Regions from separate parts of the Homo sapiens genome. Here regions 2, 3 and 4 are each linked to region 1. Evidence: chromatin contacts called from ENCODE Hi-C or POLR2A ChIA-PET data. All regions are on one chromosome and are shown on one strand. The core of a region is the stretch at or near the end of the contact, and the rest is flanking DNA. Distances in the headings are between cores, read along the strand shown. Region 1 holds the start of LOC105374939 (a long non-coding RNA gene). Region 2 overlaps TBC1D7-LOC100130357 (TBC1D7-LOC100130357 readthrough). Region 3 has its middle 440 kb from the start of LINC01108. Region 4 overlaps GFOD1 (Gfo/Idh/MocA-like oxidoreductase domain containing 1).

Evidence for each region. A loop is a pair of places that touch in the nucleus more often than their neighbours do. ChIA-PET counts read pairs that join two places held with the same protein, here RNA polymerase II (POLR2A). Pooled maps may share reads with other maps.
Region 2: a loop to region 1 is called in a map with no recorded cell type, with 17 times the contacts of the local background. The contact joins two enhancer-like sites. A Hi-C loop is called at or near these places in 8 of 37 single-sample maps with no recorded cell type and 5 of 50 pooled maps. POLR2A ChIA-PET finds 5 or more read pairs at or near these places in 1 of 52 experiments (activated B cell).
Region 3: a loop to region 1 is called in a map with no recorded cell type, with 3 times the contacts of the local background. The contact joins two enhancer-like sites. A Hi-C loop is called at or near these places in 2 of 37 single-sample maps with no recorded cell type and 3 of 50 pooled maps. POLR2A ChIA-PET finds 5 or more read pairs at or near these places in 1 of 52 experiments (T-cell).
Region 4: a loop to region 1 is called in a pooled map, with 6 times the contacts of the local background. The contact joins two enhancer-like sites. A Hi-C loop is called at or near these places in 2 of 37 single-sample maps with no recorded cell type and 4 of 50 pooled maps.

Annotation. Positions count from the first base shown.
Region 1 is chr6:14,092,375-14,098,689 of GRCh38, reverse strand. LOC105374939 (a long non-coding RNA gene) reads right to left here and starts at 56. Exons shown (of 3, transcript XR_926500.3): 1 at 1-56. RefSeq lists enhancers at 3,203-3,332, 4,226-4,355 and a cis regulatory region at 2,854-3,354. Within about 2 kb of position 4,394, at least 8 of the 41 ENCODE cell types and tissues checked have a DNase peak (open chromatin) inside an H3K27ac peak, as active enhancers do.
Region 2 is chr6:13,301,250-13,307,191 of GRCh38, reverse strand. TBC1D7-LOC100130357 (TBC1D7-LOC100130357 readthrough) reads left to right here. Exons shown (of 9, transcript NM_001318809.2): 7 at 665-794; 8 at 2,005-2,130. The coding sequence ends at 2,091. TBC1D7 (TBC1 domain family member 7) reads left to right here. Exons shown (of 8, transcript NM_016495.6): 7 at 665-794; 8 at 2,005-2,241. The coding sequence ends at 2,091. Among named protein-coding and RNA genes, the nearest start is that of TBC1D7, 24 kb to the left of the region's middle. RefSeq lists an enhancer at 4,042-4,091. Within about 2 kb of position 3,316, at least 33 of the 41 ENCODE cell types and tissues checked have a DNase peak (open chromatin) inside an H3K27ac peak, as active enhancers do.
Region 3 is chr6:14,726,553-14,732,882 of GRCh38, reverse strand. No RefSeq gene overlaps it. Among named protein-coding and RNA genes, the nearest start is that of LINC01108, 440 kb to the right of the region's middle. RefSeq lists enhancers at 1-34, 1,257-2,456. Within about 2 kb of position 4,166, at least 12 of the 41 ENCODE cell types and tissues checked have a DNase peak (open chromatin) inside an H3K27ac peak, as active enhancers do.
Region 4 is chr6:13,352,617-13,359,057 of GRCh38, reverse strand. GFOD1 (Gfo/Idh/MocA-like oxidoreductase domain containing 1) reads left to right here. Exons shown (of 2, transcript NM_018988.4): 2 at 1-1,228. It overlaps LOC105374936 (a long non-coding RNA gene), which reads right to left. Exons shown (of 3, transcript XR_926496.3): 3 at 5,318-5,437. Among named protein-coding and RNA genes, the nearest start is that of TBC1D7-LOC100130357, 27 kb to the right of the region's middle. RefSeq lists a silencer at 3,353-3,442. Within about 2 kb of position 3,462, at least 12 of the 41 ENCODE cell types and tissues checked have a DNase peak (open chromatin) inside an H3K27ac peak, as active enhancers do.

The DNA of each region.
Region 1 (6,315 bases), core at 3,145-5,644:
AACTCAGCAACATCTAACAAAACCACGTATGCATGTACCCTTCCACTCAGCAATTCCACTTCTGTAAATTTGCCCCAAATATATCCCTTCCACTACGTAAAAATACAAATGCCCAAGGTTATTCATTGCAGCAATTTTTTATAATTGCAAAATATTGGAAGCTACCTAAATGCCTAAGTATAGAGTACTTGAATAAAATATGGTACACACATGCAATGAGGTACTAAGCAGATATAAAAAGTATGCGGAAGATCCCTGTGAAATGATATGGAATGATTTCCAGGAGACGCTGTTAAGTGAAAAGGCAAGGTACAAAAGAGTATATAGAGTGGGATATCTTTTGTGAAGAAAGAAGGGAAATAATGAGACTTGAGTATTCTTTTTTTTGGGGGGGAGACGGAGTCTCGCTCTGTCGCCCAGGCTGGAGTGCAGTGGCGCGATCTCGGCTCAATGCAAGTTCCGCCTCCCGGGTTCACACCATTCTCCTGCCTCAGCCTCCCGAGTAGCTGGAACTACAGGCGCCCACCACCATGCCCAGCTAATTTTTTGTTTTTGTATTTTTAGTAGAGACAGGGTTTCACCGTGTTAGCTAGGATGGTCTCGATCTCCTGACCTCGTGATCCACCCATATTGTCTCTACAAAGACAAGCTTCTTGAGCTTCTCTCTACAAAAAGAAACATGGGAAGAAAAATCCAAAAAATCTTGTAGTTGTTTTCCTCTAAGGAGTATGAGGGAATAGGATGGAAAAAGCACGCTTTTCTTTTTAATTCCCTCCCTCCCTCCCTCCCTCCCTCCCTCCCTTCCTTCCTTCCTTCCTTCCTTCCTTCCTTCCTTCCTTCCTTCCTCTCTCTCTCTCTCTCTCTCTCTCTTTCTTTCTTTCTTTCGACAGAGTTTCACTTTTATTGCCCAGACTGGAGTGCAGTGGTAGATCTTGGCTCACTGCAACCTCTGCCTCCCAGGTTCAAGCAATTCTCCTGCCTCAGCCTCCCGAGTAGCCGGGATTACAGGCACTGGCCACCACACCCAGCTAATTTTTGTACTTTTAGTAGAGATGAGGTTTCACCATGTTGGCCAGGCTAGTCTCGAACTCCTGACCTCAGGTGATCTGCCTGCCTCGGCCTCCCAAAGTGCTGGGATTACAGGCATGAGCCACTGGGCCCAGCCTGAGCATGCTTTTCTATATTGTTTTGACTTTTGAAAGCATGTTCACATTCTACCTGGCAAACAATAAAATTAAATCAGTAATGAAGCTTAACACCCAGTACCTATTTGCCATTCTTTGGGCAACCATGCCCTGCTTTTTTGGGGGGAAAGCACGCATCCCACATCCTTTTCCCATGTGTGTTTCATGGGCCCCACCCATATGTGGGGTGGGCATGTGACAGTCCTGTCCATTCGGAGTACCACATTTCTCTGGCCATGGGGCCTGGCCTAGGGGTGGGCGCTTAACACAACTGAGTCAGTGATTTTTCATAGCCTTTAGCTGCCACTGTTAGAGGCCATCTTCCTCTTTTTCCTTGCACTAGCATCTGGGAGGTAGTAGACCTGGAGTAACCAGCAGCCCTCTTGGCATCATGTGGAGCCTTGAAATGAAGCCGAAATGGAAGGAAGAGAGCAATGCTAAGAGGGGAACAGACCAGTTCCTGAAATATTGTTCAAGCCCCTGGATCAAGCCCCTGCCCTTTTTAATGAATTGCATGAACTAATTATTTCAAGTTCTTGCCTATGCCTGCTTGAGTTAGGTTTTCTGTAACATGCATTCAAACCATCTCAATGGATACATTAGTTCAAATCTCTCTATTATTGGTGTGGAATCTGAGTCTCAGTAGAGTGAAAGCACAAGCCCAAAAATCATGCTGGAAGATAATAGCAAGGGCGGCGCTAAGACTCAGAACCTCTGGCTCCAAGTTCAGATTACACAGTCAGTGTGGCAGACGGCCTTCACCTAGGGGACAACTTATGTTCCAGGTGGAAGAGAAAGAGACAGAAAGCAAGCTAAGCCCCCTCGTATGGCCTAATATGTCCCAGACCTCCAGACTCAGGGTTTATGAGAGTTGAACGAAGTTTCTGTTATTACAGGTATCAGCCATCAAGATGTGCACAGAGAAAACTCAGCAACTGGGAAATCAGCTGCATGGTAGCAAGATACACAGACTTGGAGTCAGAAGATGTGGGCCCAGACCCTGATATCCACCCACTCTTGTGGGTGGGCGCCTTCTGAATGTGAAGGGAGGCTAATAATAGTGCTCCTGGGAGTCCAAAGACTGATGCTTTGGAGAGGCCTCTGTAAGCCAGCATCCTCCTCCAGCAGTGCTCAGGCCTGGAAACAATCCACAGGCTGTTTAAATGGCCATCACAGAGGTTTTTTTCAAGGCAGAATTCTGCCTTCTCTTGACAACAAACAAGCAAGACTTGAGAACACCTGGGGAGAACTGTGACCTACATGCCTTTTTGTCCAGGCAGGAGAGGCTGACGCGCCCTCAGTTCTCCTTCACCCACCCCTACCCAGTGCAGCTAGAAACCTGGGGGTGTGTTCCAATGGCCATTTAGGGTCCGACACTGCCATGGGCCTCACACAAGAGAACTCTTGCTCTGCAGCCAGCTGTCTTCCAAAGCAGGGAAGCAAAGGATTCACCCAGAGGGCCATGCGAACTTCCCGCCCTGGCTTCCAAGCTGGTCACCCGCCTCACTCAGCACATGACCGCCTGGTCCAGGGGAGGCCTCTGAATTCACAGGCATAACTGTAAATGCAAATTCCCATGTAAAGCTCATGGATGAAAGGAAGGAAATGAGAATTAGGACTCAAGTTCTGTTGGGTGAAATGTAAAACCTGGGTATCTACTCTGATAAGATTAAAGTGAGTAATTGGCAGGTGGACCAGTGGTGAGCTTCAGGGATCAAGAACACAGGGAAGCAAGTTTAGAGGCCAAAAAGGCAGCCACTGGGTGCTAAGCAGGGGAGAACTAGTGATGTTGACTGCCTATGGCCGGGTGAGGGCCGAGGACGAGCCTCCCAATGCTGGGCACAGGTACAGCTGCTGACGTTGACCACTAGGTACAGGAAACCAGGCAGACCTTTACAAAGGCTGGGCAACATCCTGGTGAGCTCCCATGTGGAACCCACAAGAAGCCACGTTTAGTCTCACAACATTTATGGGGAAATTCCCCTGAATTGACGTTTAAGCTTTAATAGAGGAAATCAACATTCTCAGTAAATCTGGTAAAAGGTCTATGGAAACTTTGTTAAATTTCAGCCAGAGACACCCCCAATGGCTGGTCCAGCCAGTGCTGTCCATTATGCAGCTCATTCCATACAAAGTCCTTGTTCTCAAACTTGGCTAAGGCCTCCTATGAGAGAACACCTTCTACACCAGAAGGTATAATTAGATGCCCTATGGTAGCTTTTAGCCCATGTTTTGAAAATCAGCGAGGTGCCTGAGCTGAGGTGGCTGGCGGATGTGCATTGAGGAGATAGGCTGACATGGGGTGTGTTCATTAAGTTATTCAACAAGCATTCATTTACTGGGTATATAGAGTTTCCAAGCCATCATGCTTAACACCGTGGAGCCCAGAGCAATGGATAAAATGGAGCAAGTCCATTTTGCTCCCCATGGAGCATGTCAGAGGCCAGTTGGGGCCAAGTGTGTGTCTGGGAGCAGGAGGGCAATGGCAATCGGGATGCCTGTGAGATTTCCTGCTGTACTTCCTTGGTGGGGCCAGACCAGAGAATGTTGCCTATTGAAAAACATTTCTTTGTAAGGGCTTTGTAAGCAGACATCTCCAGCTGGGAGCAACTGAGGAATTTTTTAATCAGAGCCTTGATCTGCTCTTGCGGCACTGCCTGAGGCTAGCAGTGTCCCTATAACACCAAACTGAATTCTAAAAAGAAAAAAAATCAACTGATTGCTTCCAAATACTGGGATGCTTATGGGGGCATGTGTGTGTGTGTGTGCGTGCGTGTGTGTGTGTGTGCCACCATGCCCGGCAAACTTTTTTTGTATTTTCAGTAGAGACAGGGTTTTGTCACGTGGACCAGGCTGGTCTCAAACTCCTGACCTCAGGTGATCCGCCTGCCTCGGCCTCCCAAAGTGCTGGGATTACAGGCGTGAGCCACCGGACTCAGCCAGGGCTCTGTTGTTATCCCCACATCATGCCCTTCAAGTATGCCATGCTGCCGGATGTCAGGAACCAGGCTCCAAGGGGTGGTGTCTTGGCATGACTTAGACAACCAGAGACAACAACCCCAAAACAGACCTCTGGCCTTTCTCTCCTCCTCCATCTGCCTCCTGCCAGAGAAACCAAAAGAAGAACTTACTTATAAAGGCAGTCATGGGTCTTTTCACTTGTGGCACTGTGATGCCTGGCCACTGTGGGGTTTTGGAAAGGGAAGTAGCACTGACATCATAGAAACCTAGAACTGAAAAAGACCTGAAATGTTCATCTTGTCCAGGCACCTCAGTGAGACAAGACACAGCTCCCTCTCCTTGCAGCTCTCCCTGAAGATGCAGAAATAGTACTCTACCTCCTTCAGTTCTTGCTGCCAGGGCTTTATCTCCCAAAGAGGGAAGATTTTTCTCGCAACTTGAGTTCTCATTTAACTCCAGTCTACTGTCTTTTTTTTTTCAGCCAGGAGGGTCCACTAGTCAGCATTAGGCCCCTCACAAACTTGCAAACTCAAAGATAGTGGTGGAAGTGACTATTAGTCTTTTCATTTCAGGCCAGCTAAACACAATTATCTCCACCTACATTCTTCACTTGGTTCCTGTACTGTGCAGGTTTTGTTGTTGTTGTTTTTTTAATCTATACTGTTTGCAATTTTTCCACTATTTTTTTCAAAAATGTGACTGGGGTACATTGAATTTTTGTTTCCCATTCTTCACTCTCTCTCTGTTACAGAATTCTACACCCGTGACCTTTGCCATGTGACTTTGCAGTGGCTCTCACTAGAATGAGTGCAGTGTTTTTCCTCACCCCATGGAAGCTTGGCTCAGCCACAGGCTTTGCCTTGAATAACAGACGCTAGTGGAAATGATGTAAAAGAGGCTTTAAATGTGCTTGCATGATTTGACTTGGCCTGTTGTATTTCCGCCATCACCGTAAGAAGACTATGCCCCAGGTGGTGCCAGTTCCAGAACAAAATATATAAAGCAGGCCCAAAGTAGACCTGGAGCCTGGAGCCATGCCCAGTGGAGCCCAGCCAAGATCAGCTGAGTCCCTGCCAATCCACAGACCTGTGAATAAAAAAATGAATGTTTGTGGCGTCAGCCAGTGAGACTTGGGGCATTATTTGTTATACATTATTGCGGTAGTTGATGACTAATAAAATTGCCAAAATAAGGTCTGATTTAGACTAGAGATGAATTATTACCCTATCCTTGCATCACACACTCCTCAAACCACCTCTTTTGTGACACCTTCCTTGGTTCCTTTAGCTTCTCTACAACTTGTCCACCCTAAATCCTTCTTTTTGGTGTCCTATATTTGGGCCCCTGATCATAGTCAATAAAACGTTTTCTAGAAGTCAGTCTGACATATTACTCAATACTTGCATGTTTGAAACCTTATCAACAAGACTATAAAGTCATTGAGAACAGGGACCATGCGAGTACAGGATGGATAATAAAATACTCTTATTAGGAACATTCTGTACCGTGATCTCTCATCTTTGGCAGAATAAGGCTTCCAGATGTTAGCTGGAAACACATCACCATTGCATTCATGGAATTAGCATAAGGCTATGCACACAGTAGACATAAGACGCATTCGAATATTTATGGAGTGTCCATTGGAGAAGCAAAAGTAACTGAGTTGTCAATCAAATAAATATTTCTGATCTATTAATACTCAATGTCATATGCCTTATCTTTTTTGATAAAGATAATATTCAAATTCTCAATTCCATAGATATTGAATATAAGCATTTCTCTTTCCCAGCCAAAATACATCAATAGAAATAAGTGAGAGATAGTGAAGCCACCTATTTAAAAGGCCTGTGAATCGCTTCTCAGCCTTTGGCGAAGATTAAGTTTAAAAGGACTATGAAGCAAAACCTTGTGTAAAGCTAATGTTTACTTCCTATTTTACAGTGCTCTGTTTCATTTTTATTAATAAAATACACTTTTGTGTATGACAGCTGATCATATTTGATTTTCATATTCTCTATTTAAGACCAGAGAATATTCTTCAGAACCACATTTTTTTTCCCACAGTTTAGTTTCAAATGTAGTATAGTTCCTCTTTTTATAAAACAAGTCAGGAAGGTTTGTTTTATATTAAAGCATTCAATGAAAGGGTGTTTTTTTTTTTTTAAATACA
Region 2 (5,942 bases), core at 2,067-4,566, 790 kb after region 1:
TCCAGGTGCCACCCATTAAGACTTTGTGATGTAGTAGAACAGTAACTCTTAAAATAAGTTATGGCACTGAACAGTGCAATACACAGAGAACATTATAAGATAATATGTAACTAAGTGTATGAAGTAGAATACCAACTTTTAGGAGTTACAGGAATGATCAGAATTATTATTTTAGAGTGGTTATAGATCAGTAACTGGCTCCTTACGCCCTTGGAGAAGTTTAAGGAGTCTGTCCCCAGAATCACTGGCAATGAAATTGAATTTATCCCATTTCATATACATCTTTTGTTGTCCCTTAGTAGGCTATAATTATATTAGCATTATGGCATATTAGCAGAATATAAACCATTAGTTTAGGATTTTCTTTTTCTTCCTCAGAAATGTCAGGTTCACAACATGAGGGAATATGATTTTGGTAGATTCCTAGTGGAGCAGTAATTTTTAGTAAACTTTCCTTTCTCCTTCTAGTGCTGATTGTATCTAGAATAGATTTCAAATGGCTTCTGTATTTTGTTGTTGTTTTGGTGATTATTTCATAAAAGTTGTTCTTTGAAGCTTTTACATAAAATTGGAGCAATTTGATTTTATTTTGTAATTTGAGATGTCTAGGCTAAACATAATTCTGAAACTCATATAATTTGATTATATCTCCTTATTTTTGTAGGGTTTGGGATAAAGTTGTGAGTGGATCCTGTAAGATCCTAGTTTTTGTAGCTGTCGAAATTTTATTAACCTTTAAAATAAAAGTTATGGCACTGAACAGTGCAGAGAAGATAACAAAGTTTCTGGAAAATGTAAGTGTGCTTTGATTTGATTTTGAATCTGGAAATGAAGTTACCTTAGCAAGTCAGATTTTCCTGTTACATTAGATTATTTCAGAGAAATAATTACATGATTTTAGAGAAATAATACCTTAGAATGTTTCAGAGAATAATTATAATAATGATTATTTTAGGGAAATTATTTAAGAGAAATAATAATTTGATTTGATTTTGAATCTAGAAATGAAGTCACTTTAGCAAGTGAGATTTTCCTGTTACATTAGATTATTTCAGAGAAATCATACAGTGTATTTTTACATTATAAGAAACACTTTTCCCTGAAAAAGTTTGGCCTAAAGTTGGCCTGAGGGTTAGTTTGCATCCTGTCTTTGGGAAATGATGGTCTGAGACCATCTCGTGAATGTGTCCACTTAGAACCAGAGTCTCATCCTCCATGTGACTATCAGCAGGCATGTCAGGAAAAGGAATAGGTGGGATCTGTCATTTTACAATGAGTAATTTTTGTCAGTTCAAAAGGGGTTCTGTATTTTGGAGGATTTTGTAAGCCATTTCATTTCTGTTACTGTCTCTGGTGTAGTCCCAGTTGGGTTTATTAATATACAGTATTAACCTAGTATATTGCTGAAAAAGGCAATGGTAATGAAATTAACTTTTCCCTCGCTATGTATCTTGGAATACCCTTTACCAGGCAAGAAGTAGGATTAAAGAGACTTATGCCTGAATGATTTTCACAGAATCCAAAATCTATTCATTTTTAAAATAGTATTAACATTTGAAAAATGGCCTGGTAAATTATAATAAAGTACTGAGTCAATATGCGTTGAATAAATGAATAATCATCATTATAACCAGAGGTGGCTAGCAGTGCGAAGCCTGTGCTAAGTATTTTCCATGGGTTACCTCATGTCCTACTGTGAACAGCTCTGTGAAGTCAGGCTATCATTTCCCCCATTTTAGAGATGGGGATCTGAAACCCAGGTAGCTTAGGTAACCTGCCCGGGGGTGCACAGTTAGTGAGCAGTGCAGGATTTGAACCCAGGCAGGCTGACACTGGAGCCCTTTCATGTCCTCAGGTAGCATGTGACGCAAGTCTTTTATGCTGTCACTTTCTGAAAAACAGTGCAAACTCCCATGGAAGTGGATTTCATGCCACAGCGAATGAGGGAAGACACTGAAGTTGTCAACACTGAAATTTCACAAAGACTGATTTGCTTGCCCACAGATTCCCCAGGACAGCTCAGACGCGATCGTGAGCAAGGCCATTGACTTGTGGCACAAACACTGTGGGACCCCGGTCCATTCAAGCTGAACGCACCCGCTGGTTGTGGACCGTCTGCCAGGCACCACAGTGAGCATTGTGTTCTTGGCATGTGATCTGGGAAACTGATTGAATAATACACTTTTCTTGCTTTGGTGCTCAAAGTGGTTTTTTTCCCCCAATAAAATTATTTAATTGAAATGCCTGGTGTTGCTGTGTTGGCGAGCAGCATCTTGCAGTTACATAGAAATGTAAAGTTCATCTCTGAATAGCATTTCAAAAGGGTTGTTAGAAAATAGCTCCCTGATTTTAAAGCGGTTTAGTCAGGGTGAGTGGGTGTGTTAACCAGCAGTGCATAACTAAGCCTGCCCTGCCTGTCTCTAATTAGCACCAAGCTAGTTACTTTCAAGGTCTGTTTCTAGAATAAGAGTGACTTCCTTTTGTTGACACCTCAGATTTGGCTTTTGTTGATGCAATACGTGTTTAAATCCAAGCCAACTGCCTTCTGAGGCTTCATCTTGCTAAACAGGCTTTAAACAATTCCTTACTCTTTTTTCTCTTTGGGCCAGTTGGAATGAAACCATTATTGAACAAAATGTGTTTGAATTGCTCCTAGGAGCAAGTACTTGTTGGATATTTTGCTGCACTCACATTTTTCTTGATGGGGTGTTAAATGTGGGATGTTAGGGTGCACTGTGCCACGCACTAAAGCAGTGAGAGAAATGGCCGGTGAAGGTGAACAGCTCATCACCCCTGGGCCACCTTGTGCCACGTAAATGGCATGGCCACTCTTCACTGGATAGTTCCCGGCTTTGGGAGTAGTGAGTGAAAGGGGACCCTTTGTTTCACACCGGTTTAGCCTTCAGACCTGCAAGAGCCTGAGTGGTGAGTTGGATTTTCCACCCACCCCCTAAAAGACGAGGGCAGCTATGAACTTATAGAGGTACAATTCTGAGAATTCAGGCCCTCCTTAGTGTGTGAAATATCTGTTGAAAAAAAGTTCAGAGAAAGTGTGAGCTGTTGAAATCTGCTGCTTCTGAATACTAACATATCCAAGAGTATTTAATTTTTTAAAATAAAAATGCACTCCAAAGAAAAACCTTTTAAAGCAAAATTGCTGCCTAGAGTTAAAATTTTAATAAAAAATGACTTATTGCCAACCATTTATGCCGGAGCCAGGCAGGAGCGCTGGTACTCTTAGGGAGCAGGAAGGCTTAGGGGCTGAAGTTCCTCTGACTTCGCTGCTTTGGCTGGAGGCCAGCTGATCTGAAACGAAAGACTCTTACTGTACTGCTGAGAGATCTAAAAATAAATATTCTGCAAGTATATTCTGTCAAACCCAGTTTGGTAAAACCTTTCTGGCTGTAGGGTGTGGGGCGGCGATTTTTTCTTGAAGTTAGTCAATCTGAGAGTTTTTATTAAAACACTGATTGGCGGAATGATTTTTTTAAGGCCCATCCTGAGAAAGTGGTGGATGGAGAGGATGAGCATCCAGTTTCGCTTCATAGCAGAATTTCACTTTGCTGAGAGCTGAGTGTTTTGAAAATGTTTGTGCCTGCTGTCTTGGGTGAGGAGCGCAGTTCCTGATAAAAATACATCCATATGCCTTTTCTTCAAAACATTTTGTCAGGATACTGCAGAATTTTTCCTTCATATATTACAACCCACGGTTCCTGTCACAGACTATTGCGGCTAAAATGTGAGATTCTTCCTCGCCCTTGGAAAGCTGGAATTTAACATGATCAAATTTAGTTTCTGCTCTTTCCCGTCTAGAGATTTGCCTTAAACACAGATGAGAGAAGATCTCAGTCCTCTTGGCCAGGAGAAAGGAAGGCCGAGGAAGGTTGGAGAGTGTGTGTGTGTTGGGGGTGTGGCTTTGGCCTGCTGACAAATCGAATGGATGGATTGCGTCGAGGTATAATTGTGTAGAGGATTGTGTGTACACAGGCTTGTGTGTCAAGGCTGTTTCAGGAAATGAGGTCAGGGTTCATGAGAATGAAGCACTTTCTTTGTTAATGGAAAGTTCGCCTGAAAATTATGAGGCAACACTGAAATCATATGATGCGCTGAAGGAGCTCCGAGGACCTTCTTGCACTGTAGCTCTGGGTATGACAGGCACTTGCCCTGTCTTGAATTGCATAAGTTTCCTGTCATGTGGTTATCACGTCCCTATGGTGACTCAAGGTTTTGGTGTTTTCTGTCTGAAAATGAAGAACCTGGAGGGAAGCCAGTGGGGATGAGGAGGGTAAGCAAAGAGCTTAGATGCCCAGGACCAGATCCTAAAATGAGTCACTGGCTCACATGGCCCAAGTGACAGCGCCTGCTCGAGCTCTGTGACCGTAAGCAGCAGAGTGACATCCCAAGTTCTCCAGCCAAGGCAGCCTTTGGGGAGCCTGGTGAGGGGTGTGGGGTGTGGACAGTGAATCTGCCCGGGTCACATAAGGTCAGCAGCCTTTGTCTTTAGCTGGGTGTTTTGGGTCTAGAAGGGCCAGAAGGTGCTTTCCTCTGCCCTTGACAGAGAGGGAAAGGAGTGTGGGAATTTGGGGAGCAGGAGTTGGTGGCATCTCCTCTGTTGGTGAAAACAAAGAGCCGTTTCTCCTTGAGACTGTGTGCCAAATGAAACTGTCCGTGGCTCTTGGCACAAGCCGTGGCTCCTAGATCAGCTGATGTTCCTCCAGAGCTGGCACCAGTTTGAGTAGGAGGGAGGGGTGATGGATGGCGGTGTGGAGAACAGAGGGTGGTAGTGATTTCTGGGGGACCACGGTGGGGGTGCTGGCCTTTCATGGCTTTCCCGACCAGTCGCCCTTTCCACTTTGGTCCCTCTGTCAGCCTTGCCTTGGGGAGGTTAAAAAGTGAGTGGACAGTTTCTAGATGAGGTGATAACTCCCCATAAGGGGAGCCCCCTCCCAGGGGCTGATTTTACTCCAGGACAATGACAAAGGGAGTTGGAGAATGTCATCAGAGAAGGACACACAAGAATCCTAGAAGCTCATCCTAAGCACAACTCCAAATTGAATGTCATAGCAAGCGCTTAAGGTTCACATCTCCAACTCATACCTAATACTGAGGTTTTCCTTTGCAGTTTACCAGGAACTTACATGGCAGGCACTCGGGACTGCCAGAGCTCACGCTAAGCACTGGCTTTATCACAGAGTCACTTCCTGGTCTTCTCCATCATCCTTTCCTAGAGTCTTAATAAGTAGCAAGCTGGTGCTTGCTGGACATTTTAGCATCTCTCTTTTCCCTGCTTCTGCCTGCCCTCTGGACATAATACTAAGAAGATTTGAGAGGGGGGCAGCAAAGAGGAGAAGCTTTGGAAGATTCACTCCTAAACATCAGGTGGCTGCACGCTATACCGCAGTGGGCCTGCATTCCCACCTCCCGTTTCTCCCTCCTCTGACCGATATGTTTGGTTCATTTGTCTTTTTATTTGTTTTCATTCAATCACAAAATATATGTGAATACAGTCTTAATTATGGGCCAGGTACTGAGCTTAATTGCTGAACAAGACATGGTATCTGCCCTCTCGGAGTGTACAAGCATGCAGGGAAGACATATTTAACAGATAGATGTTTTGTTCCAGACATCTTTAGTAGAAACTCTCAACTCCTGTGCTGCCACACCAGGGAGAAGGTGGACTGAGTCTGTCCAGAAGCTCCAGAGGAAGGGTAGAATTGCTGTGAGATGTGTGATTCTGTGTCCCCTTCACTTAGTAATGGAAGAGGTGACAGGAAGAGCCTTGGACCGGGCAGGGGGCATGAGCATCTGCCCCACTCACTAGTTTTGCAAACCAAGCCAATCACTCAGTCTGTGTCTTGGTTTCCCCATCATCAAACAGTGATTCTGTGACATCCCTCCCTCCCCAGCGTGCTTGTGAGCATCACATGAGTTGGCTGTGAAAG
Region 3 (6,330 bases), core at 2,917-5,416, 630 kb before region 1:
TCATGAGTCGTGTGCTGGCAATGTCTGGGAAGTGAGGGAGGGTCAGCAGCTCATGACCGTAGGCTCCAGGGAGAGCAGGAAGCTCTGCAGGATGCATGTGTTATGGGTTGAACTGTGTCCCCTAGAAAGATATGTTGAAGTCCCCACCCCCAGTACCTTGAAATGTGACCTCATTTGGAAATAAGGTCATTACAGATGTAATCAGTTAAGACAAGGTCATATCGGGGTAGGATGGGCCCTTAATCCAATATAACTGGTGTCCTTAAAAGGGAACTTTAGACACTGAGACAGAGACATACAGAAAGAATGCCATATGATAACAGAGGCAGAGATTGGAATTGTGAACCCCAAACATCTGAGACAGGTCTCAGTCAATTTAGGGTTTATTTTGCCAAAGTGAAGGACTTGCCTGTGACACAGCCTCAGGAGATCCTGACAACATGTGCCCAGTGTGGTCGGAGTACAGCCTGGTTTTGTACATTTTAGGGAGACATGAGACATCAATCAATATATGTAAGATGTACATTGGTTTGGTCTGGAAGGGCTGGACAACTCAAAGCAGGGAGGGGGCTTTCAGGTCATAGGTAGATAAGAGACAAACGGTTGCATTCTTTTGAGTTTCTGATTAGCCTTCCCAAAGGAGGCAAGGAAATTCCTTGTGGACAAATTGTAAGGGAGGTACGTAGCTCTTTTATCTTAGTAGCTATCTTTTAAAGAATAGAATGGGAGGCAGTTTTGCTCTAAGAAGTTTCCAGCTTGACTTTTCCCTTTGGCTTAGTGATTTTGGGGTCCTGAGATTTATTTTCCTTTCACAGAATAATGCATTTGTAGTCCAAACGTTGCCAGCAGACACCAGAAGCTAGAAGAAACAAAGAAAGGGTTCTCTTCTACAGATTTCTGAGGGAGCAAGTGCCTGACACCTTGATGTCAGAACTCAAGCCTCCAAAAGTGTGAGAACATAAACGGTTGTTGTTTTAAGCCCCCCAATCTATGTTACTTTGTAAAGGCAGCCCTAGCAAAGGAATACAGCCCATCATACATTGTGGTGAGCCCAGAGCTTCACACCACACATTTCCTGCTCTGTGCCTTCTAAAGTATATTTTTCAAAGGTCTTCACTTTCAGAAACTTGACCTTTTTCCAATTTTAAAAAATGATACAAGACCTTATTGTCTTCTACCCTCTTACCTCAACATATTGCACAAAGGCTGCACAGATCAGAGCTGGAAACTGTCTACCTGTTTTCCATGGTGACATCCTCTGTAGTCTCAGCTTATCACTGACGACCTTGGGCGAGTCTTGAGGCCTCCGTCTCTTCATTTGTAAAATGAGAGACTGGAACTAAAGCAACTTTAGCCTGAAACATTGGTAACCATGACTCCTCTTTTTCTTCACTGGTTTTTTAGACTCCAAGATGATGATTAAGGTGGGCCCTAATCCAATCTGACTGGTGTCCTCGTAAGAAGAGAAGATGAGGACACAGACAAACACAGAGGGAAGACTGTGTGAGGGCACAGGGAGAAAATGACTCTCTACAACAAGGAGAGAGGCTTCAGAATAAACCAATTCTGCTGACACCTCTCAAACTTCTAGCCTCCAGAAGAGTGAGGAAATCCATTTCTGTTGTATAAGCCACCCAGTTTGTGGTGTTTATTATGGCGGCCCTAGCAAGGGAATACAGAGGGAGACAGGTTCAGACATGTAAAGCGAGCCTTTAAAAGACACCACGTGCACCAGTGGAGCCCCAGGCCCAGGCCCCACAGACCTTGCCTCCTGGTCCAGTCCTTACTTTATCTCAGGATGTGACATTGCGTTTCTTATGGAAAAGATCTCACTAACCTACTTCATTTAGGAATGCAATTTAATTGGCAACTCAACGGTGATGTCGCTTCTTTTGCCATTTTTCTGCAACACCAAAGGAAAAAATTTTAAGCCAGCTTTTTTTAGCTGCAAAGATGACAAATGTTATCAACAATATCCAACCAGAGTATATTTTCATCCCTTTTCATCCCGTCACGATAAGCCAGAAGTATTTGTTGCCAGAAATGGAAAACAGCTTGTTCATCAGCCAGATGATCGCAGTGCTCAGAAGTTCCACTCGTTTGCCATGTGTGAAAAGTTAAGAATTGAAAACAGACAGGCTTGCTCTGCTTAAACCGTGAGTTCTGTGAAGCAAGAGAAAGAGAAATTTGGATACTAGGAGAAGAGTTGTGAGATGGTTTCGACGGCAAAGTGAACAGGGCCTTTTCACATTATTCTGAGATGGGACCTCTGGGTTGATTTGATAGTGGATATGACTGTTCTCTAATTGGCTAGAAGATGAGTCTAAAGTTACCAACCACCGGAGGATACTTTTGTGTTCTAGAACAAATTCCAATGTCCTACACAAATGTGATGCTGGGGACTTCTCTGTTACCTGACACCAAATTTCCTAGACATTTCCATTATACTTCCTCTTCCTGATTATCTTGAGTGGGAAATCTCCATGAGTTCTTAGTAGAAGGCAGAAGTATACAGTGGACCTGGGCCTTCATTAGAAACCATGAGACTTCAAATGAGAGCCTGAATTATTCCTTTATGTTTTCATTTATGTGAGAAAATAAGGGATATTGTTGACTTTTTATGAGATTAAGTTACCCAGTTATCCATCCTATTATTATAAGTTTTAGTGTTTGCAAAGAGATTTCTGATCGTTTTTATTAGTCTCTTTGTAATAGCTTCAGGGACTTTTTGACAAAAGAGAGAACCATTTTAAGCAGTAGAAATGTAGGCTTACAGAGGTCAAATGGTTAATTTGAGATTGCCCAGCAAAACAAAACAATACGAAAAAGAACACCTGAAGAAAAATCAAGATTCATACTCTGGGCTGTAATTACCATTCTGTAGGTTTCCGGAAGCTCATATAGTCACATTACATTTTGTTCATGTCGTTAGAAATCATTTGCAGTTCAACACTTAGATTCCCTCCTGTGTTTGATTTGCAAGGTCTTGGAAGTTAACTTGAACTCAAGGATTTGTCTACCTAAGAGAGGCAAATAGAAAAACCCCTAAAGCCACCTGACCTGATTCTTCTTTGTTAAGACCAGCTCAGAATAGAGTGAAATAAGCAAGCTGCAGAAAGACAATGCTACGTTGAGTTCCACTTCCTCTTGATAAATTCAGAACAGCCAGTCCATCTTAAGGGTGGATGTTTTTAGCAGCAGGGAGTGGTAGTTGGATGGAGGCAAGCGGATGGAAAGGAGGAGAGAGGAGAAGAGAGACAAACTCAGGTGCCCCAGAAAAGTCCACTTTCTCCGTCCCCATTCAGGCCACCTTCATCTTCCCCCACCCTCTGCTGGCCTTTCTGGGGGCTCAGGTTTTGAGCTGACTGAGCCCTCAGCGGGAGACCACAACGCATTTTCAGATGAAAGGACAACCCTGAAGGTACCTATTACATGTCTGTGAGCAGAGAAACAAAGGCCCGGCTGCTGACACCCTCCCACTAACTTGAGTTTTAATGGTAGGTTTGATTTCCTCACGCTTAGCTGAAAGAAAGGGAAAAAACTAAGCGGAAAGAACGAGGGTGTGGGTATCTGTGGTGGTGGGGAAACGACAGCTGTTGTATTCATGGTTAATCAGGTGTGTCTGGCTTTGTGTCGCATCTGTCTGCTACTGTTGCCAGGCCACATGTGAAAGGGAACCGAGGGGAAGGGGCCATTCATGTTCAAAGCCAGTAGCACTGACCTCTGCCTCGTTCTCTTCAGGGTAGGAAAGCTTGTCTATTTAACTTTCCCTATTATAGGAAGCTGTAATTCTACTCTATTAGCCCACCCTAACCATTTTGGCCTGACAAATGCAAGCTGCATCCAGAATGCCATAAATCTGCATGGGAAGGAGTCCTCCTCCCTCCTTCCCATTTTTTTCCTTTGGGGTTCGGTTCGATTTGTCAAACAAGAGAAAACCAGCAAGAGAGAGAAAAATGAGAACTCAGGGCATCTTGGTTCACCTTCCATCTTAAATGGGCCTAGGGACCGAGATGGGGGCTGGGAGGCACCCCAAGGTCAAGCCTGGAGCACTGGTTCCCCCTCCAGATCTGTTTATCTCACGAGTCCCACATGCGTGTGGTGATTGCGTCAGACCTTAGTCATCTCCCTGGCACCAAATCCTCCTCCTGGATCCTTGATCCCCCTCCTCCTTCTCTGCCCACATACAGAGGGACCATGATGGAGGAGGGGAGGCTTCTGGCTTCTCCTGGAGCCAGGCCTGTGTTCTAGATATTGCTGGCCCAGGCCTGCCAGGCACGACTCTCCTCTCTGGCATATGGAGAAACAGCTGAAATGGAAACAACCCCCAATGCACCACATTGCACTAAAGCTTAGCGTCAGAGTTCAAAGGACTACTCCAATTGGAGATCAAACTGATCCCTCCCACTGTGGCCTTTTTTGAGGGGGTCCATCACAACCCTTCGGGGGTGCTTTTCTCCAGCACTTCCGCTTCAGGGCCAGCCCTTGTGTTTCTTGGAGTAAATGATTGCTGTCAGCATTTCCAACACCATGGAGTTCTGGCTCCAACTTTGGCTTCCTGGAGAATGGGCCATCATAGACTTATTACAGGGTTCAGAAGAGCTTGCCATCTGCAATCTATTTTAGTTGTCACTGCCTCTTAAAATAGGCACTAACTTTTATCCCATCACATTAATTCCTCTCATGTTGAGGCTAGAGTCGAGCTTTTGGGGTGTGTGTATGCACGTAACTATCTTTTTAAAATCAGAAGGGTTATTTTCCTAAGACATGGGTTATCAGCAGCACAGCTGAGTTTCCTCTTTCTACTGGCCTGTGCTGATGAAGTTGGTTGCGTTATTGACCTGCAGCTTTGGGGTCAGAATGCTTTTGGTTCCCTGATGTAGAAGGACATTGCAAAACTATCCCAGTGCCCTGTGCACTGTCTTTCTCTCTCTGATACTCCCCAGATCTCCAAATTTTAATGGTGTCAATAGACATAACTCATGCTCCTGCTAGAAGCCTAGCACCCTGCTAGGCTCTGTGAGGACTTTGAGAATTTGTCATCTTGTGAGACGCCATGAATAATGCAAGAAATAGCAAAACAGGTCTGAAAATGAAGTCTAACTAAAAAGTGTACAAATCCTAAGTGTACAGCTCTATGAATTATTACTAAGTGAATATGCTCACGTAACCATCACCTAGATTAAGAAACAGAACATTACCGCCACTGGAAACTTCTTAAAGTTCTACCTAGGTGGACACCTTGTTATATCTAAAACAATTCTACAACGTGATTGGGAGTGAGATTTAGTTCTTAATTATGTGGCTATGGAAATGTAGATTTTGAAAGGTTCCCATTGGCTGGAAGAGATTTGCCCATGGGAAGATTTTGAGTATGCCCTGGGCTGGCCTGCTGAAGTTGAACTTTAGAGAACCCGGGCGGGCTGGCTGTGCAATGCTCTTGGCTCCAGAGAAGGACATGCAAGATTCTGGCATCCTTTTTAAAAAAATTGTGGTAAAATATACATAACATAAAATTAATCATTGTAATCATTTTTAAGTGTGCAGCTCAGCAGTGTTAAGTACAGATTGTTGCGCAATGATCACCACCATCCATCCCCAGAGCTCTTTCATCTTGAAAAACGGAAACTCAATACCCATTAAACAGCAACTCCCTATTTCCCTCCACCCCCATACCCGGTAACTACCATTCTACTTTCTGTCTTTCTGAATTTGACTACTGTAGGTACCTCACAGAAGTAGAATCATGCCATATTTGTCTTTTTGAGACCGTTTTATTTCACTGAGCGTAATGTCCTCAAGGTTCATCCATGTCATGGCATGTGTCAGAATTCCCTTCCTTTTTAAGGCTGAATAATATTCCACTGTACATGTGTACCACATTTAGTTTACTCATTCATCCATCCAGGGACTCTTGGGTCACTGCCACCTTTTGGCTCCTGCAAATAATGCTGCTTTGAACATGGGTGTACAAATTACCCTTATGCACCTTTCCATTCTTTTGGGTGTATACCTAAAAGTGGGATTGCTGGATCATATGGTAATTGTATCTTTAGTTTTGGAGGAATTACTATATCATTTGCTGTAGCAGCTCACTATTCTGGAATCCTTTTCACCTGGACCATTTCCTCCTGACCAGCCTCCTGGATGGCATTAGAGGGAGCCTGACACGTGGATTGAGGTGGTGGCAATAGTGAGGATGGTGGTCTGTACTCTGTATGTGCCCGTTGTTGGGAATCTAGAGCAAATGGGGCAGGATGGAGTGTGACACCACAATCCATGGTGGAAACTTGAGAGTTCACTGAATAGAGGGGGAGGAATTTATTTATT
Region 4 (6,441 bases), core at 2,213-4,712, 740 kb after region 1:
AGTGTTCCCAGTGGCATCTGGAGGTGAAGCCGGTACTGTCTCAGGAGTGGAAGGCAATGGCCCACTGGCCTTTTTCTCCCCCACGTCACAGTCCCCATTTGCTGGAGCCCTTGAGGGGGCCACCGAAACTGTGGCTCTCATTCAGCCTCCCAAAGTGTTGCACTACTGAATACTCCTTTCTGTTTACACCAGCAGTGAATAGAGTCATGAAAAGAACATATTATATGCAATGGCTTGATGCTTAGTGTGGCAATCAAAAGCTTGCCTGGGCAGATGTAGGCAGGGGCTAGACAATAGTCATGGAGTTGTCACCAGGTCACTGTCTCTCTCCTTCCCCTTCCAGGTCTCTACTGTCCCCTGCAGCCACCACAAGGGCTAAGCTGTTGAATGAGCCCCTTGGTTTTTCCTTATAAACGCAATGACTTACTTGTGATTCTTGGTCTAATCCCAGGCTAAGAAACAAAACAAAAGCTTGTGATCTGACCCATTCCTTTGCTGCCTTCCTTCTCTTTCAGGCACCTGGACGTATTTAGTATTCTGCCCTGTGCCTTGCCCAGGGGAGGGAGAAGTTTCTAGCAAATGTGACTTTCTGTCTGCTGCCTGGTGCTTTTATAGTACTTCATCTGCTTTTTATTGTTGTTGTTGTGTTTTTTAACCAAAATGGCATTTGTTTGGCTGTCATTGTCGAGTATATATTTATTGTGTTTTACAAACATGAGTATATATGTATGTATATGTATAAAACCAAACTTATATATATAAGAAGTCAAGGCATGTATACTAGATATTTTAAAGAGTTATTTATCAAGGGAAAAAGATGTGTGTTATAAAGTAAACAGAGTCTATATTTTCTATATAATGTAGATAGTCAAACATAGCTTATAAATTATAGGAGGTTTTGGTTTTCTTTTTTATTATTAAAGGAAAAAAAGAAGAAAAAAAAAGACAATGAATGCAACTGTTCTTAGTGTTTTTAAGGCCAAACTACTGTGGAAGCTGGGAGGCGGCCCTCCCTGCGGGCCTCCAGCAGCCCTGTGCCTGCCGCTAGGAGCTCCAGAGCTGATGCCCGTTGTGATCTCTGCGATGCTCGATGCTCGGAGCCAGCGGTCAGCATCACTCAGCCAGCTGGCCTGTGCCGCTCTGACGTGGCTTCCAGCTGTTCTCCGCAATTTGCATTGGTGGGATAAAGGAATGAAAAGGATAAATAAAGATTTAAAAGAAAATACAATTCCAGCTCTTTGCCTGTTTTTTACACCCTGCTGCTCTCAATATAGGCGCCTGATCAGTTTGTGGGATCTGAAGCATGAATGGGTGCATCCAAGGTAGAGGGGTGTGGGTGCCTGTGGTGTTTGTGTGTGTGCTGGGGGAGGCTGTTCATGAGTCAGCATCCATGAAGCTGAACAATGGAAATCAACAGACCTACAATTTTGATTGAAAACCAACGCGTGTGGGAACTGGAGGCACTTCAAAGCCATCTGGTTCAAACCCTCATTTTGGAAATGTGAAAATGAAAGGCAAGTAACCTACCTATGGCCTCTGGGTATGTGTTTGTGTGTCCAAAGCTAGTGTGGACAACCAAAGCTAGTGTAGACAACAAGAGGATGAGAACATAGCTCTTAGATTGGGGGAGCAAATTTTAGAATTCTCTAGAATTCTCTAGTATTTTAACACTGTAACCTAATACTTCACACCAAGCACTGAAAAACAATTTTTTTTTTTTTTTGATACAGGATCTTACTCTGTCACCCAGGCTGGAGAGCAGTGGCATGATCACAGCTCACTGCACCCTCTACCTCCTGTGGCTCAAGCGATCCTACCACTTTAGGCTCTTGGGTTGCTGGGATTACAGGCACATGCCACCACGCCCAGCTAATTTTTTTTTTTCTGTATTTTGTAGAGATGGGGTTTCATCATGTTGCCCAGGCTGGTCTCGAACTCCTGGACTCAAGCGATCTGCGTGCCTCAGCCTCCCAAAGTGCTGGGATTACAGGCATGAGCCACTGTGCCCAGCACTGACCATTTAAAAGAGCGTCTTTGCTTACTTCCTTCTTAGCAGTGTTTAAGGGCAACCATCGCAGATTGAGCTCAGCCTAATTTCAAATTTGCATGACATAGAGTGTTTTATGGAGGGGCTGGCCTTTCCTTTCTATCTTTTGCTGAGTCTTAGAGAATGCTCATGAATGTTCCTTCTGGTCTATGGTTTCCCCTTCACTTAAAAATAAGAATTAATACTGCAAAATCTGAAATCTCATTCACTCCTTCATGAGCAGGTCCTGATATAAATACATCCAGAATTCAGTCCATCTATTATGATAACATTGTAGCAACCCCCTGTATCCACATAGATTATTGTCTTGAACATATGACATTCTCATACCACATGATTCTGCAGTAAATCTAACAGCAGTTCTAAATAAGGCCAAAAAGGAGAGTGCTTTGTCAAAACTAAAAGCACCATCCACCCAAATGTGAAGTGTCATCACGATGGCATCCATTCCCCTAAGTTTCTTTCAGCAATGTGACTTGAGAACCAACCCTCAATGAAAACTCGAATCTCCTAACCAGTTATATAAATTTTAAATCTAGGAGCTAGTTCTTCTTTCATGGATTTTGGATTCTCTTTGTGATGTTGGTTTGTCTCAATTTAGTCCCATTTCTTGCTTTGTAAACCTGCGATTATATGCCTCCTAGTAAACCACATGATATGATCAGCGCTGCTTTCATAGTCTCTGAACTGTTGCTTAAAAAGAACAGATATAATTGCATGGTAAGTCATTCAGGTTGCTCTTTACTGGTGAAATGAAGAGAAACCTGGGTGTCCTCTGATGTCTGTCTATACACCCCACCTCCCTGATTCACAGAACCATTTTCCGGTTTCACTTCTTGCTTCTTTTATCTTGTGCATTTTTAGCACCTGTTGTGACAAGCCTGGGTGACTCGATCTAAAAAATGAAATGACTTACAATTACTGTAAGAATGAATTACAGATACATGATGTATGCACAACTCTGTATAGAAATGAAAACAAAAATAACTTCACCTCACTCTAATTCATAGGCTACCATGTTATTGACCCTTATTTACCTAACTTTTGCTTAAGCAGGAAAGATCCCTCTGCCTAGATATCCCCTGGGCTTGGCGCCCTCACTCCTCCACCCCAGCCCTTATGCATTTGGCAGTAGTAATGGCCCCTGCAGGGAATGTTGTCCAAGAAGTCTAGATGATAGAGATGAAGAAGGCACATCACTTCACAGAGTTTATGCCAAGTCACCGCCAGAAGCGCAGTGTTACAATTTACTTAAGCCAAGACTGCTACAAAAAACTGATGCAAATGGAAGCTATTCAAAATCCTTTGCCTTGTGCATTCAAGTTGAGGCTCCCTTTTGAATCCTATCTCTGAGTCTACATCTGCTGGGTAAATTCCTGAACGATGACTTGAGCTGTGACAGCTTTTGTAGCATTGCTGTGGTCCAACCACAACTCTGTAAGATAAACTACCTAAGCTGGTTGTTGGACTTCCTCTAAAATGTCATTCTAATTATAGAAACACCTTTCTTTCCTGATTTTATACAGATTCTAATCACCTTAACTGCTTCTCTTCAGCCATGAATGAAAGCGAAAGATTAAGTCACTTTTAGAAGCCTTCTTGGGCAATTATAGATTAATTCATTTCTCGCTCATTGAAGGGACTCAATCCTAGAACAACAGTCTGGAATACATGTGTATGTATGCCCCTTTGTCTCTGACCTGCTCATCATTGGCCATCAATGCCCTGGGAAGGAGGGACCCTAGGAAGGCCTGAGGGGCTGCACCTGATGTGCAGGTCATGTGCACAGACCCCACAGGTTCAGGCTCAGTGTTGAAATTCCCTATGTCATTAACTCCCTTGTAGGAAGGATGAAAGGGTCTAGATCAGATTTAAGTCAGACATAGGCTATTTGAGGCGCCTGTGGGAATGGCAAATCACTCCAGACTCCTCAGAAGCAAAGGCCAAGCAGGCCTGAGAGCTAGTGAAACTCCAGGGAGAGGAGCAAGACCAGGATCTGCGCTTTCTCAGCTTCCCAAAGCTGTCTGTCTCGGAACTAACAAATGAGGCTGACTCTTCAGAGTTCTAGGCCAAGGGATCCGGACTTGACACTCAAGTTTCTGCCATGAAGCAAAAGACAGAGCTAGCCTGGAAAGAGCAGCTCTGTATCACTCCGGCTGTGAAGTGCTAAAACTCGACATCTCCCTGAGGAAACAGGAGAGAAGAAAGGATGGAGAGAAAAAAAGAGAGGAAGGAGCTGGCATTAATGGACCAGCAAGGGAAGGAGAAGGGAGCAGGAAAAGCGGTAGTTCACGTAGGGTAAATTAGATGAAGGGGAACAAACAGCGAAAGGTCAGAGGGCTCTGCACTTAAAATAAGGAAGCTTGTGAAGATAAGTAAATGTTGCCTGAGATATCTGAAGTAGGGTTCCTCTTTGGCTGACAAGCCTTAATCTGCACTCTGGAAACAGCTTGTATGAGGAGGAGGACGGCAGACAAGGAGGAATGAGGGAGGAATTCTTACAGGAACCATCTGGCTGAGTCACTTTTAGGGCTGTTCAAAGCTACCCAACTGTTGACATTTCCTGGAAATTCTTTAATGCCAACAATTGTGTTAAATGAGCAACATCCTTAAGACCCCGAGTGCACCTTGGATCCCCTCGTCCTTTCTTGTTGCGTTTGCGATTTGCAAATCCCCTGAACCTGAAGTCTTCAAGGATTCAGCATCTGCCATTTCACCATGTGTTAGTCCCCTCCCTGGGCCCCTTCAAACACACTCTCCACTCAGAAATCTACCATTTAGCCTTTATTTATTTATTTATTTATTTATTTTTGACGCACGCACAAGGCTTCTCACTCCTCCTCAGCTTTCAAAGAATCCACCCACTAGGCTGTCACTTCAATCTGCTGTCTCCTCCTGCAGCACAGAATTTCTGAAGAAAGTCCCCAGGTGAACCAGCCTGGCCAGCAGAAATGGATGCTCACCCACTCCATCTAGCCCCTGGCCTCTGCTCTCCTGGACTCCCTGGCTCAGTCCTCAGATCAGTTCCGGAACTTCTCTCCTTAGGTTTCCTGTAACATCCGGGTTTCTCCCTTACTTGCTTAAAACAACCTCTTGCTTTCATTCATCCATTCATTCACTCTGAGGCCATCTGAGGAAAGCTTCCTTACCTGCTTTCCTGATGACCTAATATATGCTGTACCCACCTACTTCCTCTTCCTTGAATGGGGAAACCAAGTCACAGGGAAAGATACATCTCTCCCTTCTAATGCTGGATCTCATTCCTTACAAGCCTGCTCTCATTCTCCACCTCCAATCTCTCTGTGTCCATTCTTCTCTTCTTTTCATCCGTCAGTTATGCCAGTGGCTCCCAGCCTGGAGTATGAATCTGGGGGCAGGGGTGTCTCTGAACTTAGGTGGGGAAAAAAATGCATCTTTATTTTCACTAACTCTAAGTGAAATTCAGTATTTTCTTTGATTATGACAACAAATCACAATTGTGTAAGCAATATCTGTGTCTTTATCACCAATAGAAATCACATCTATTTTCATCTTTTTTTTTTTTTTGAGATGAGGGTCTTGCTCTGTAGGAGTGCAGTGGTGCAAACACAGCTCACTGCAGCCTCAAACTCCTGCTCTCAAGCAACTCTGCTGCTTCAGCCTCTTAAGTAGCTGGGACTACCAATGTGGACCCATGCCTAGCTAATGTTTTTAAAAATGTTTTGTAGAGACGAGGTCTTACCATCTTGCCTAGGCTTCACATCTATTTTCAGATCTCATTATTGGTTTTGCGATATCTTGAAGTGGCATTTATAGTCATTACTTCTCTGAGATTATGGAAACCAGTAGACCACAACCAGCTTTTGTTATTTAATACTTCAATGAAAGGCTTATACATTGTTTTATTGATAATTTTTTTAAATTTGGAGAACGATACATCAATATAATTTATTATTTTGTAATTATATGCATACTGTTTTGCACACTTAAAAACTTTATTGGAGACCAAGACAGGAGGATCCCTTGAGGCCAAGAGATTGAGATCAGCCTGGACAACATAGCCAGATCCCATCTCTATAAAAAACATTTAAAAATTAGCCAAACATGGTGGTGTGTGCCTATAGTCCCAGCTACTCAGAAGGTGGAGGTGGGAGGATTGCTCAAGCCCAGGAGTTTGAGGTTACAGCAAACTATGATCGTGCCACTGCACTCCAGCCTAGGTGAAAAAGCAAGACCCTGTCTCAAAAATAATAGTAATAAAAATAATTTCTTTTAAAAAAACCTTATTGGGCAGGGAGGGGGGCCATTATTCCCAAAATTGGTCATTAGCTTCACCAGATTGCCAAAGATACATTTCTTAGTCTGTTTTGTGTTACTGTAACTGAATACCTGAGGCTGGGTAATTTATAAAGAAC